Linked DNA regions of Mus musculus: regions 1 and 2 are each linked to region 3. Evidence: chromatin contacts called from ENCODE Hi-C or POLR2A ChIA-PET data. All regions are on one chromosome and are shown on one strand. The core of a region is the stretch at or near the end of the contact, and the rest is flanking DNA. Distances in the headings are between cores, read along the strand shown. Region 1 holds the start of Gamt (guanidinoacetate methyltransferase). Region 2 overlaps Efna2 (ephrin A2). Region 3 holds the start of Pwwp3a (PWWP domain containing 3A, DNA repair factor).

Region 1 (4,831 bases), core at 1,869-4,368, 34 kb after region 3:
TGCACAGTAGGGCTGCACTGTGAGAGCCACATTGCTTGTTGTGTACTGGGCTAGGCTGAGGCCTGTGGAGGCTCTCCTCTACCCTGGCCTTGGTGAGACCCCACAGTCTCATCCTGGGCCCCCTGTTGAAAACAGACAATGGTGGATTGGTCATGTCTGGGTGGGGCAGGGGGCACCGAGCACCACATCTTCTGAGGCAGAGGCAGTTCTAAGCCAGATGTGGTCCCTCACCTTTGGCTCACTGCCAACCAACCCACTAGTCTTCTTGTTAGCATTTATTTTACTCCTGAGCTCTGGGAAGATGGCAGTGCCAGGCAGAGGTTAGGATGTCACACTGAGGGACAGTGGAGAGGCTGGAGCCCACAATCCAGCCACAAAGGTACTGAGGAGGACACAGGCTCCTTGTAGACCTGGGCCGGCTGCTCAGTGCTTGGTGACCAGGGGTGTGATCATCTGAGGGAAGGCATAGTAGCGGCAGTCGGCTGGGGGCACCAGTGCCATCACCTCTGTGCAGATGTTTTCTTTCAGGAAGCCAGCTTCCTGCAGTGCAGGCACCTGCGTCTCCTGTAGGGCGGGGTCACAGGTCACCCCAGATGATGTGGGACAGGACCTGGGTGTGAGTGAATTCTGGTGCAGGCAACAATTTCCTGATAAGCTCTGCTGTGTCTCAGACCAGCATCCTTGCACAGGCCCGCTGTAGGCCTCTCAAGAAAAGAGTCTTATGTGATGAAAGCTGCCTCATGGGCTGGTGGGAAAGCTGTCCTGCTTGCCCTGGTACTGGAGGGCATCTGTCCCCAAGACAGGCACAGCCCCACAGGTAGAGTACAGTGAGCAGGGCTGTACAGAGCACTGAGGAGCCACCAGAGGCTAGGACTAGTGGGGGCCTTCCTGACTTCAGAATGGAAAATCACAACCCTGACCGGACCTCTTGAGAGCTCTGGCCCCCTAGGCCAGCGAGCAGAGGGCCTCCCCCATGCCATGGCCTGAGGAAGGCCACTGCCAAGCTTCGGGGTAAGGTCTTCCTCACCTGCTCTCAGGCAGCATACCTCAAACATGGTGGTGATGTCTGTGTATTTGGACTTCATGAGCTCCCCCCAGGACGTGAGGTTGCAGTAGGTGAGGACGCCCCCGGTCTTCAGCAAGCGGAAGGCATGATTCTGCAGAGAGGCCAGTGGACAGGAAGGGGTAGGACCATGGGAAGAGAGCTGCTGGTCTGTAAATGTCACATGCCCTGCCCACCTGACCTTCCAAGGCCCACCGTCCCTGGCCCCCTGCAGTCCTACCTTAATAAAGTTGAACTGGTGAGTGTGCCAGGCCTCTTCAGACAGCGGGTACGTGTCATATAGAATCCCTGCAGTTTGAACACATACCAGTCAGCGCTGGCACAGCCTTGCCCAACCTCATCTGAGCCATCCCATGGCCTTGGACGCTAACCCAGCCCATACAGCTGCCCTTCCCACGGATGTGTCCCCAGTGCACATTGGAGGTGTGTTTGTTGGGATGGGGGACAACTTGTAGGCATCCATTCTCTCCTTACACCACGTACATCCTGGGGGTCAAACTTTGGTCATCCTTTTGATGGCAAGCTCCACCAGGCTGAAGAGGGTATGGTAGTGTAAAAGCAGGCACAGGCTGCCAAGTAGTACCCAGACGCTAGCGGGTTCCCCAGAGCTCAACCCCTTTGCCAGGCTCCCAGAGTTCCCTCACCATCAAAGTGACCGTCAGGCAGGGTAGGTGCCACCTCCTCCCACAGGCCTTTCAAGGGAACAACCTTGGAGAGGAGAGGGTCAAAAGAGGTTGAGGGTCACATGGGACCCCATGATCTCCCAGCCCTGAGGGTTACTCCCAGTCTGCACCCCAGCGGCAGAAGGTACCTTATGTGGCTGCCGCAGGGCCCAGTCTTGTAGACGCTGGAAGACCCCATCATTGCACTCAATAATCCAGTGTTCCTCTATGGGGGCCTGTTGCACCCTGGAGGCTGCAATGGCCATACCGAAGCCCACTTCCAAGACCCGGCCCCCTAGGAGGACAAAACATGACAGCTGGTTTGGGTGGGGGAGGGGGACTTAGATGTGAGGCCTGGCTCACACTTGCCTCAAGGCCAGCCAGCCAGCCAGCCAGCAGGACCATGTGGGTGGACAGAACAAAGTAACAGCAGAGTGTGGGCTCGGGCCAGCTGCCAATCAGAGCGGCTAGCCTGGGAGCCCAGGGCCTGGCCCCAGGGATCCCTGGACTCTGAGCCCCTGCCCACGCGATTTGTGCTCTAATCTGTGAGAAAGGGCCAAGCCTGGCTTGGAGGCTCTACACCTGCAGCCCCTCCACGTTTCATTCTGCACCTAATACCAAGTCCTCATTTGCCTTGGGTGAACTTTGAAGTCCACTCACTCACTGCCCATCTGCCCTGTTTGAAGCTGGGGTGCCTCAGACACCACCCCTTGTACAGAAGTTCAGGGCCACAGCACCGGGACAGCTGCCTCTCTGCTCAGTTTTCCCAAGCTATTCTTAGCAACAGCCCCTGGAGACTCGGAGGTTCCCGACAAGCACAAGCCTCACGCCCCTCTGCTCTTTCTCGCTCTTTCTATTAAGTTCCACTCGACTGTGGTCCGAAGACCCAGCCCCGGGAAGTAGAAATCTTCCCTGGGAGAGGAAGTTCCAGTTCGGAGCCGGGACCTCTTTCCTGCGTCCACTTTTTGCAAATACCCTTCCCTTCCCGACCAAGGTAGCCCCAAGGCAGCTCAGTGCCTCAGGCAAGGAAACTGAGACTTGCAACATGCATGGGAGCTCCTGCTCTTTTAAGCTGCAGCCTCAGTTTCCTCTGGCAGAGTACCTCTGGAGGCAGCAGCCGCCGCTAGCGCATGCATATAGGGGGTCTCCCAACGCTCCATCACTGGCTTGCCCAGGATTTGCAGGTGCGTGTCAGACGCGTCATAGGCCGCGGGGGCCGCGCGCCACGCGGGGCCGCAGTCCTCGCCGGGCGCGAAGAGCGGGCTAGCTGCAGAAGAGCTCATGGTGAGGCTGTGCAAACCAGGCCGGGAGCGCAGGGCTGCGGAGCCGCGGGGCCGGTGGAGGCGGAGTGGGGCGGTGCCTCTGCACAGAGATTAGCCTTGCACTCAAGTGGGTGGGAGCCTGAGGCGGGGGCGGGGCCTATGCGCCCTAAAGAACTCCGTGGCTGAGCCGTGTGGGCGGGGCCTACTCGCTGGGGCGGGGCTTTTCTGGGCTAGGGTGGGTCCAGTCATTAGAAGAGGGTTGGCCCTTGCTCTGGGAGGGGGTCCAGCCTGGCACTGGGCTGGGCCTGGGTGGATGGAGCTGAGGGACAGGGTGGAGCGTGCTCACGGTCGGGGCTACTCGCTGGAGCCCAAAGTAAAGTTCTGAGGGGCGGATCTACGGAATGGGATAGGTCCTGCACTGGTGGGCTGGGGAGGAGTCCAATCTTTTGCTATGGATGGGGCCAGAGCTGTGGGTTGGGACAGAATCCAGACTTCTATGAGGAATGCAGGCAGGAGCCATACAGGATGGAGCCTGTATGGTAGGACAGAGTCCAGCCTTCTGCTAGGGGCGGGGCCGGAGCAATGGGGTGGGGTCACCATTCTGCTAAGTATGAGAGACGAAACTAAGGAACGGGGCCAGCCGGCTGAGACCGTGGTGTCCAGCCTTCTGCTACGGATGAGGACAGAGCCATGGGGTAGGTGTTTATGGGATAGGATGAAATCCAAGCGTTCTGCTACTGGCGAAGCCTAGTCTTCTTTCACGGGTGGGGCCCAGCCTGGTAGAGGCAAAACAGGATCCGGGGCCTAGCTTTCCGCTAGAGCTGAGGCTGGCGCCAAGGAGGCGGGGCCTGAGGATAGGGTAATTGTGGAGTCCAGCTGAGTCCATCCTTTTACTATGAATGGGGCGGAGCCTGCGGACCTGGGCGGGGCCAAGTTATCTAGGCAGGAAGTTGGAGCCATGAGGGGTGAAGTGCCTGCGGTGCAAGGAGGGACGTTTAGAGACTACCAGTGGTCCCAGTGCCATGGAGAGTACCATATGCTGGCACGTGCACTGTTGTGGCTTCTGGAGGGGCGGGGCAAGCTCCCTGGCACCACATTTGGAATGAGGCTTGACTTTCTGCATTTGCCTGGCTGGCTCGCAAGGGTACTGGATTTACTGTTTGAAGAGGCTGTGAAACTTCCTGATCTCAGCGTGTCGTCCACGATGCTCCTCTAAGTTGATTCTTTTTTTTTTTTTTTTTTAGGTTTTTCGAGATAGGGTTTCTCTGTGTAGCCCTGGCTGTCCTGGAACTCACGCTGTAGACCAGGCTGGCCTCGAACTCAGAACTCCACCTGCCTCTGCCTCCCCAGTGCCGGGATTAAAGGCGTGCGCCACCAGGCCCGGCCCAAGTTGATTTTTTTATTTCTATTTATCCGTTTATTTAGAGACAGGAGCTCCTGACTGGCCTGGAGCTTGCTATTGAGAACAAGTTGGCCGCGAACTCACAGATTTCTGCCTGATTCTACCTCTGAACTGCTGGGATTTAAAGGCGTATGCCACCATGCCTGGCTGAATGCCTCAAGTTTAGACATTCATTGGCCTGGTGAGGTCCAAGAAGCCGGCCCTCTCTCAGCTGCTCTAATCCATACCTGTCATTCAGCAGCTCTAGCTTACTACTGGGTCACTTGGACATGTTAGGTGTAGCGATCTGATGATTTTTCTAAGAACTGCTGGAAAAGCAGTGACACTCTTAATCCTTAGAAGATGTTACAGCAATAACTGTTGGTGCCCTCATTTTACAGGTGGGGAAAACTGCTAAAAACAGGAGTGGAGACCAGGGCTCCAATTTAGAACCGCAACAGTT
Region 2 (4,578 bases), core at 1,004-3,503, 36 kb before region 3:
TCACAGATGAGACCCTGTATGAGGCTCCAGAGCCCATCTTCACCAGTAACAGCTCCTGCAGCGGCCTGGGTGGCTGCCACCTCTTCCTCACCACCGTCCCTGTGCTGTGGTCCCTTCTGGGCTCCTAGTGTCAGGCCGGAGAACACCAGCCCCACCTGGACCCCGTGACCTTTGCCCTCTGACCTGCCACGGCCACCTCCGAGACAAAATCCTTGCTGCTTCTCTTTCATGGTGCTGTCCCGCCGGAGGAGGCCATCCATCCGTCCCTGGGATGCAACATGGGGTCCCAATGCCTGAGGAGAAGACCCCCCCCCAAGGCTGACTCGCTTTCACCAGGGCCACCAGGGCCATCCAGTGTTGTTTAATTACAGTCGGAAAGACTTAAGGTTTTTCTTTTAATTTAATTTATTCCCTGACATTGCTGGTGACACTGGGAAGGGAACAAGCCACAGGGATGAGGTGAAGCCATCTCTGTCCTTCCTGGAATACCGGAGATCCAGGGGCCTCCAGCTGCTCCTTTCTTCTGTGTCCTGTTATTTGGGTCCCAGATGGAGCCCACCGCGGACTTGCCTTGCATTCCTCAGGCCAGGCAAGCCTGAGCCAGAAAGGGCGCACGGTGCCAGCCCCTCTCGGGGACTCTGGGGGTGCCATCCCCCACTCTTCTTCCAGCCACTCTCGGGCCCCACTCCCACATCATCTCAGAAACCCTTCAGCCCTCGCAACTCGCCCCTCCGGGCCCCCCCACCAGGCACAACCATCCCCGGGGCCAGCCGGGACGTTGTCGGTTTATTTCTGTAAATAGAAACCAGCAAGTGTATACTGTGATTTATTTTAATGTATTCTTAAGGACAGAATGGAAATTCTTTAAAAAAAATTTTTTTTCCGACCTTCAATTCAAGGGGTCATTTATTTTGGTGGGGGGAGTGGGGTGGACTTTTTAGGATAGAAGCAACACTTTGCAATAAACTCATTTTTTTTTGTTCCGTTGGAGCCCTCCCCCTTGATCATGTGACCTAGTAATGTTTATAACAAAAAAAATTAAAAAAAAAAAAAGAAGAAGGAAAAAAAATACAGGACTGGAAAGGAAGGGGAGCTACCTACCAAAAATACAGCAGGCAAAGGACTGAGTGAAGCTGGCCACACCACACGTTTATACGGATTTCGGATTTCTACCCACGTTTCCTCACTCTGTTTTCTATATATTCTATATAAATATATATTGTGGATGGCCGCCATGGCGAGTGGTGGCTGGGGCTTTTCTAGGGGCGGGGGACGGGTGGCCCGGCCCCCTCATCACAATCAGCTTTGAAGTCTGTATTTTTTTATAATAAAATGGACAAACTGTTAAGCGTGGGCCTCTCTGTTACAGGTGTGCTAGATTTCCGACAGAGTTGGGGGTTCCGGGGAGTCCCCTGGCTGCGGACAGGGTCCGCTGCTTCCTGTCTGCTCTCACGGTTACTTACTGGGAGGGTCCACCTTGATGGCGGGCCTGTCGGCCTGTCACCCGCGGCTGGGTGGCACATGGCGGCTGAGGCTATTCAGGCCAGCGGTAGCGAGCACCGGCAAACAAAAGACAGCGCGGTGGGAGGTGAGACTGACACCGATGTCGCCCCTGGTCTTTGTGCCCGCGCTCCCACAGGCGAATACACAATAAATAAACATTGCTGAGACTCAGTTTCCCCATCTGACTCAGGGGTGTGAGCTGTAGCAATTTTAAAATGTCTCTCTGAGAGAAAAGAGACCTGGAGTCCCCAGCTAAGCCCCACTTGGGCTCATGGGCGACAGGTGATCCGACGGCGAGCCTGGGATCCCCGCGGTCTCCCCTCGCCAGCGTGTCACCCGCAGCGCCGGCACAGTTAGCTGAGGCGACGCTCCGAGCGCATTAATTCAGCCGCGTTGGGCCCTGCAACGGGGGACGCTTCCTAATGAGGCCGCGGACCGTACAAAGGACCTTGTGTCCGCAGCCCGGCCGGCGCTGCCCACGGAGGCGGACCGACGGCGGACGTGGCCTTGGAGAGGCCCGGCCGCACCGAGGACGAGTGCTAGGCTCAGAGGGGATCCCGAGAGCAACGCTACCAACGAGCCAGGGCTCCAGAGGCAGGGGCAGGGGAATGTCGGCGTTCGTGACCAGCCTGGGCTACAGAGTGAGCCCCTGTAGAATGAAGAAGGGCCCCCTTTCACCGAGGACCCCCAAGCGCAAGCTGCAGAGTCCGTGCAAAAGCCAGGCAAGGCCATGCAAGTCTGTGACCCAACTGGGGACCCGGGCGCAGGGATCTCTCCGTGTGCCGCTGTCCAGCCAGGGCCAGTGCTGGTGTCCGAGGCCGGAAACTCAGGACTTGTCCCTTGTCCTTCCGCCCCGGGGCGCCCCCACCCTCGCCCCCCCACCCAGGCGCAGCGCGGCGGCATCGGTATGCTGGTCCCGCGTCTTTGTCTTTTCCACCTGAAGCTTCCAGAGAGAAGCAATCTCTCTCCCGCAGCCCTTTACTGCCGCCTCGGTAGCCGCCGTGGACAGGGGGTGGTGGCGTGGGGGACAGCAAGGCTCGAGGTCCCCCAGGATCCTGATGGCGGCTCAGGCCCATCAGATCTCCCTTGTCCCAGCAACTGAAGACAGCACCCACTTCCTCCTAGACCCCCGGCCCCCAAACGAACGCCACGCCCTTCTTTTCTTTCTTTTATTCTCTCTCTCTCTCTCTCTCTCTCTCTCTCTCTCTCTCTCTCTCTCTCTCTCTCTCTCTCTCTCTCTCTCCTTCTCTTTTTCTTTTCATTTGGAAACAAGGTCTCAGGTAGACCAGGCTGTCCTTGCTATGTAGCCCAGGATGATACGAATTCCAGATTCTTTCTACCCCAGTGCTTGGGGTAGCAGCTGTGTGCGACTCTCAGCTTGGATTTTTTTTTTTCTCTTGTATAACTAAATCTCCTTTGTGTGGATATTTCTTTTCTTTTTATCTTTAGACCCTCTGCCCCCGTGGGTTAGGATCCAGCGCCATCTTCCTTCCTTCCTGCCACTAAGAATACATTTGGTACACAGTGAGCCCTCAATCGATGTTCATTGACCGACTGAAAACACGTTGTATATGTTTATGCAGGCAAAGCCGCATGATCAAAAAGAAAGAAAAAAAGAGCATTTATTACAAATTGTCCTGGGGAGGCTGAGGCGGGAGACTGAGGCAGTGAGTGAGGCCAGCCTTGACTACATAGCAAGTGCCCCCGTTTGAAACAAATAAGCCTTTGCATGAAAAGAAAAAATGAAAAAGTTAAATGAATAAATAAAAAATTTCATCTCTCTTGTAATGTGAATAAGTAAAAATATAAAATTAAATGAAAAATCATTTCATTTCTCATGGTCAGGTCAGAGCTCCTTGTAAGCTTTAAGTGAGGCCCTATGGTGTGCCTCTCCTCCATCTCAGCACCTGGCATCTGGGGCTATTCCATTGTCCTGGAATAGAGCTGCAGGGGCCACCCAGACACAGCCCGAAGCCACTAGGGAACCGTGTATCACCACAGTTGACACAACTACCCTGTGTCCCATAGGGACGTGCATAGACCTGGGGCTTCAGACCCCTAATCATGTTTCCCCTCAGGGGATGCCTGGTCTCAGGAGGGGGTAGCAAACACTCATTGAGGGCGGGGCTGGGGTCAGATAGGGCGGGGCTTGGAAGCAAGTCCTGGGTGGGAGGGGTGTGGCCTCTGAAGGTAGGTGCAGAGTGGGATAGAGGAGGTCTGGGAAAGGTTGGGTTCTCAGTCTTGGGGTCAGACGCCTCCTGGAACCCCTGCAGGTGCTGGAAGAGAGCTGCATCCCCCAGCCATTGGTGAATAGGGTTTCTGGGGCTCTCCCACAAGCCACTCCTGTTGCACAGAGGCAGGCATTTCCATTTTTATTGAACCCAGGGCAGTAGGTAGGAGGGTGGTGGGAGGAGGAAGGGCTGGGGACCAGGCTGCTCGGTGGGTTCTGTAGGCCTGGGACCCAATCTCTGTTCCGGGCTCCCCTATCTCCACCCTCCACACTTACAGGCCCACAGACCAGTCCTAAGAGAGGGAAGGACCCCACCTGGGTCCTCTAAGAAGGGTCCTAACCCCATCTATGGAAAACGGAACCCCAAGAGGGCGGTTCCGTTGGCCTTATGTGCAGTATGGCCAACGGAGGGAAGGCTGGGCGGTGGAGATTCCCTATAGCCTGTGCTTAGGCCTCACAGGCCGATAGGATGGGACGAGGATTGTGGGGATGAGTAGAGAGGTCTCAGAGTGGACAAGGCTGGAGCATGAGGGAGCCAGAACACACTCAGGGTCGCTTCCCTGCACTGCTGCTCCCGCTGGCCTTTCTCCATCTTTGCCTTTAAAGGGGCTAAAATTCTACCCCAGCCCTGCTCTCACAGAGTGAACTTGACTCCTGGGGATAAAAGACTCTTCCAGCACATCTTTAATCCCAGCACTCCAGAGGCAGAGGCAGGTGGATCTCTGAGTTTGAGGCCAGTCTGGTCTACAAAGTGAGTTCCAGGACAGCCAGGGCAATACACGGAAACCCTTGGCTAAACAAACAAACAAACCAGACCAAACCAGAATAGACCAGAAAACAAAGTG
Region 3 (4,575 bases), core at 1,208-3,707:
ATGTGCCTGTGGAGGTCAAAAGAGGGCATCAGGTCCCCTGACGCTGGAGTTACAGGCTGCTGTTAGCTGCCTGATGTGCATTCTGGGAAATAAACTCAGATCTCCTGCAAGAGCATCAGTCTGCACTGTTAACCACAGCTCTACCTGTGTGTGTGTGTGTGTGTGCACGCATGCACGTGCCTGTCTGTGCATATGAGCCTAAACTCCAGGCATCCAGAGACAGGATTAGAGGCATGCATCATTACACCTGGGTTTTTGTTATGGATTCCTGGGATCGAACTCAGGTCCTTGAGTTTGCATGGCTAGCACTCTAGCTCCTGAGCCTTCTCCCCAGACTCTTTCTCTTTGTTCACTGCTGAGAGCTGAGAGATGCACTGCATGTAGCAGTGAACTCAATCTAAGACTGAAGTCTACACGTACTGCTAGTCCAGGGAACTTCCAATTGTGGATGTTCTGAAAGATTACATTGGAACATCACAATCTCCTCTGAATTAAGGTAGCATAGCACTGGTATTCCCAACATCCAAGACCCCAGTTAGGTCGTGAGGGGACCTTAGGAGGAACCGCATTGCCCTCACTGTGTCCCTGCTCAAGTTTTACAGTTTAGCCCTGATGTAGGATATTCAGTGCATAATGGACAGGACAGTCACTTGTCATGGAATCTCAGAGGACCCCCAACAGGAAAAGACATGGGAAAATGCACTAGCAATGGGGGTCAAGGCCTCTGTTCCTGGGTGCCCGACCCTGGCACATCTGTTCACTGAAGCTGAGGAAGAAGAGAGTTCATAGTGAGTGGGTTAAACAGGGACCAAGTTAACTGGTTCATGGGTAAGTGAGTTAGTAATGAATGGATCAACTGGCAAGTTGGTTAAACCATGAAGAGGTTACTAAATGGATGGGTTGATTAGTAAACGGCTAAACTGATGAATGGGTTGGTTAACTGGTGACTGGGTTTAACTAATTCCTTACATTACCATCTTTTGCTCACTGCTTCTGCTTCAATTGTGAACCTATAGAACCAACCTTGCTGAGAGACCTGGCCATCCCATGCATCCCACGGACACGCTCACACCACCCACTCACCCACATCCCCTCCACCACGCATAACCTCCAAGCTTATGCAGACCAGTAATGCTTGGTGGTGACAATGTGACAATCCTCACTTCAAGAGAATTACCTGAGAATCAGTGGCCTAGAACACACACACACTGCCCACTTTGGCCAGTGCTGTCAGGAGACCCTAGTACTGCCATCTAAGCTTCTGGGCCTGGGATTCCTGACCCCATGTCACTTGTGGCACAAGCCACCATCCTAATGACACCCAGGGTGCAGGCCCGTCATCTCACCTCTGTGGCCAACAACAACACTTGTTCTCCATCTGTAATAAGCACAGTAGAAAAACACTTAGGTTGGAGAGATGGCTCTTCCAGAGGATGGAGGTTCAAATCCCAGCACCCACGTGGCCCCTCACAACTTCCTGTAGTACTCCAAGATCTGATGGCTTCACACAGACATGCATGCAGGCAAACGCCAATGCGCATGAAATGGGAATAAGTAAACCATTTTAAAAAGGAAAAACAGTCATGAGAGACCAGGTCAGTGACATTGCTCAGGTGAGCAGCCTAACTGCCTTAGTTAAGAATTTGAGTGTGAACCTCACCTGCAGTGGTGGCACACGCCTTTAATCCCAGCATTTGGCAGGCAGAGGCAGGTAGAGTTTGAGGCCAGCCTGGTCTCTACAAAGTGAGTACCAGGACAGCCACAGCTATACAGAAAGATCCTGTCTCAAAAAAACAAAAACAAAAACATTTGTCGGCAGCCAAACTGGAAACTTCCAGTTCTAGAAAAGTCCATGGATACAGGTCCTGGATGCAGCCCCCCTCCCTCCCAGTCGCTGACTATGCTTGGGGACCTAGGTATGAGGCCATCTCACATTCTATTTTCCACTTCAGGACTTGGGCATCCTCACTGGATGGCTTTTTTTTTTTCCCACATAGGTGGGATAACTTCCTTCTGGGGTGGGAATCGGGTTACTTCGGAAGCTGGAAGGTACTAGAAGTCTGTGAGGAGCTCGTGAGGCCTTCGCCTTCCCAACCCCCCTCTGTCTTCGCATAGCTGCTCGCAGGCGGAAATCTGTCTGGAAAAAGGGCCCACTTTCCGTCTCAGGAACCATTGCAGGATGTAGGAAAACTGGGGCGTGGACTACGGGCTGAGGCGTGGTCTAGGGAGGCCGCCGCCGTCTGTGGGAGGGGCCATGATGTGAGCTCCATCTTCTTATTGGCCAGCAGCGGGGGGTGGGACTTGGAGCGGGCCTCCCGGTCTACCCTGCCTCGGGCCCAGGGGGAGCCCTCGCCGCGCACTCCACAAGTTGGGCAGGAGGGAAGGCGGTGGAGGGCGTGACCGATGGGCTGAGGCGTGGCCCGCAGGAGGTGGCGCGCTCTTGGGGGGCGGGGTCGAGGCGCAGGTACGCAGTTCCCATTGGGCGGCGGCGCGGGCGGGACTCGGCGCCGCTGTGAGGCAGGCCCCGCCCCTAGCCCGCGGGGATCTGCGCGGCGGCGGAGGCGGTGAGCGCGCGGGCTTGCGGCGGCGGTTGGCGGGCGGGCTTCCGCCGTTGGGACCGCCGCGGCCTGGTCGCTCAGGCTCGGACGCCGCGTCAGGCGGGCTGGGTGGGTGAGCCCGCTGCGGCCTGGGGAGGGCCGGGCGGGGTGCAGGCGGAGAGCCTGGGGAAGGGCGGCGGCTGGGCTGGACCAGCTGGGCCGCGTCCGGTTCTGCGCAGGGCCCACGTGCGGCCGAGGCCCCTGGGGGGCTGAGAACCTCGTTTCCTGGTGCAAACCCTGTGTTTCTGACCTAAGTCCCCTTCTCTGCAGCCTGAGCCCCATCCCTGCCGAGAGCCTCGTATTTCCGGCCTGATCCCTATCTTCTGCAGCCTGAACCCCGTATTTCCGGCCTTATATCTCTCTTCTGCAACCTGAGCCCCGAGTTTCCTACCTTATACCCCTTTTTTGCAGCCTGAACCCGTGTCCTTGCTAAGACCCCGAGTTTCCTGCTGGAGGCCCCTTATTGACCGGATACCTCGACCTCTGCAGTATCAACCCAACATTACACACATACACACACACACCCCGTGCCGCCTGAATCGTGAATTTACTGCTTGGTACCCTGTCTCAGCAGCCTGAATTTATGTCCTTGCTGAAAATTCTGGATTTCTTGCCTTATTTCTTCCCTTTGACCCCCTCTCTGCAGTCTAAGCCCCCAATTTGCTGCTCGAACCTTATCCCTGTTGTGAACTCTGAGTTTCATGTCAGAATCGCAGTCTCCGCGCCCAAACTCCCTCTAGCCTGACCTCCCATTCATTGCTGTAAACCCTATATTTCCTGCTGAACTCAAGTTTCTGCAGCTTGAATCTCAGTTCCTCTGTGAACCCCATCTTTGTTTCCCTACTGCAAACCCCACCTCTTTTACCTGACTCCTACCTGAACCTCTTTCTTTGCTATGGACATATTTGCTGCCCAAACCCCAGTCCTTGTTACCTGAGCCTCATCTTTTGTTGTCTGAGTTCCCATAACGCTGCAGAGCCCTTGTTATCTCCTGAAACCCCACCCTGCTTTAATGAACTCCCATCCTTGCTGGGAACCCTGTTCCCCCAACTCTGCTGCCTGTAATCCCTCTGGAAAACCTTTCCTGCTTCTACGATCCCTTCTACTACATAAACCCTTGTTTCTGCTGGTAGTTCCCTTGTTCCTGCCGTCCTTCCTGCTGCTTTGGTCCCCCTTCCCCCATCTTTCCATTTCTGTTCACAGCCCTGGCTGCTTCTGCCAGAACCCTGCATCTGTCCCTGTCCTTCCAGGGAATGGGGTATGTGGAGTGTGGTGTGTGCTGCAGCCACCCTTCAGGCCCGAGGCAGGGAGGGCTTGTGAGCTTTGCTGCTGCAGCATAGTTTGCGTGCAACCTTAAAGAGGGGATCTGTTAAATTTTATTTACAGAAAACAAGACATTTCCTCAAATTCCAGGGCCCTGCACTTGACTGTCACTTGGCTCTTTGCCCAACGTCTCAAGACCAGGCTCTGAATTGACCTGTGTCCTAGAAGCTGGGTGTGCGGCTAGCCTCTGCCCTGGAAGATTGTGTCTGTGTGAACCTCACTGCTGCAAGCAGCACCTTTCTAAAACACATTTCATTGCAGGGGACCTCTGGCCTCAGTCAAGCCTGTACCACCGCACGCCCAGATACTCCTTTCTGAGTCATGACGGATGCCAAGTATGTCCTCTGCCGATGGGGGAAGCGACTGTGGCCTGCGAAGGTGACAGCCCTTATTCTCTTAATTTCAGGAATTAGAAATGACTTTTGGTGACAATAAAGTCTTCATCAGGCTCTGTTCCTCAGAGTAACTATGAGAGAGAGCCGAGCCTGAATGCTCGGCACTGGGATCTGCTGGCACGAGTCCCAGGGTTCCCTCCACTCCAGGGGGTTTTGGTCTGGCGCTTAGGAGGCCCTAGATCCAGAATTGTCTTTAATTATTTCTCACACTAAGGGGGAAAAAAAAAAACAAAAAAAGAGTCATCTATAAAAAGGCTCAG

The links. A loop is a pair of places that touch in the nucleus more often than their neighbours do. ChIA-PET counts read pairs that join two places held with the same protein, here RNA polymerase II (POLR2A).
Region 1: POLR2A ChIA-PET joins it to region 3 with 24 read pairs in Patski. The contact joins the promoter of Gamt here to the promoter of Pwwp3a in region 3. POLR2A ChIA-PET finds 5 or more read pairs at or near these places in 4 of 5 experiments (Patski and embryonic stem cell).
Region 2: a map of left cerebral cortex shows a loop between it and region 3 (2.3-fold over the local background). The contact joins the enhancer-like site here to the promoter of Pwwp3a in region 3. A Hi-C loop is called at or near these places in 5 of 37 maps with a recorded cell type or tissue (gastrocnemius, heart, left cerebral cortex and 1 more). POLR2A ChIA-PET finds 5 or more read pairs at or near these places in 4 of 5 experiments (Patski and embryonic stem cell).

What each region holds. Positions count from the first base shown.
Region 1 is chr10:80,257,894-80,262,724 of GRCm38, forward strand. It overlaps Gamt (guanidinoacetate methyltransferase), which reads right to left and starts at 3,119. Exons shown (of 6, transcript NM_010255.4): 1 at 2,828-3,119; 2 at 1,875-2,020; 3 at 1,708-1,771; 4 at 1,284-1,351; 5 at 1,047-1,157; 6 at 258-564. The coding sequence starts at 3,008. The coding sequence ends at 424. It also overlaps a transcript of Dazap1 not described here.
Region 2 is chr10:80,188,663-80,193,240 of GRCm38, forward strand. Efna2 (ephrin A2) reads left to right here. Exons shown (of 4, transcript NM_007909.3): 4 at 7-1,348. The coding sequence ends at 128. Among named protein-coding and RNA genes, the nearest start is that of Efna2, 11 kb to the left of the region's middle. Within about 2 kb of position 2,254, at least 2 of the 3 ENCODE cell types and tissues checked have a DNase peak (open chromatin) inside an H3K27ac peak, as active enhancers do; they include heart and left cerebral cortex, where a contact is called at or near this core.
Region 3 is chr10:80,224,141-80,228,715 of GRCm38, forward strand. Pwwp3a (PWWP domain containing 3A, DNA repair factor) reads left to right here and starts at 2,458. Exons shown (of 14, transcript NM_023431.5): 1 at 2,458-2,564; 2 at 4,182-4,298. The coding sequence starts at 4,242.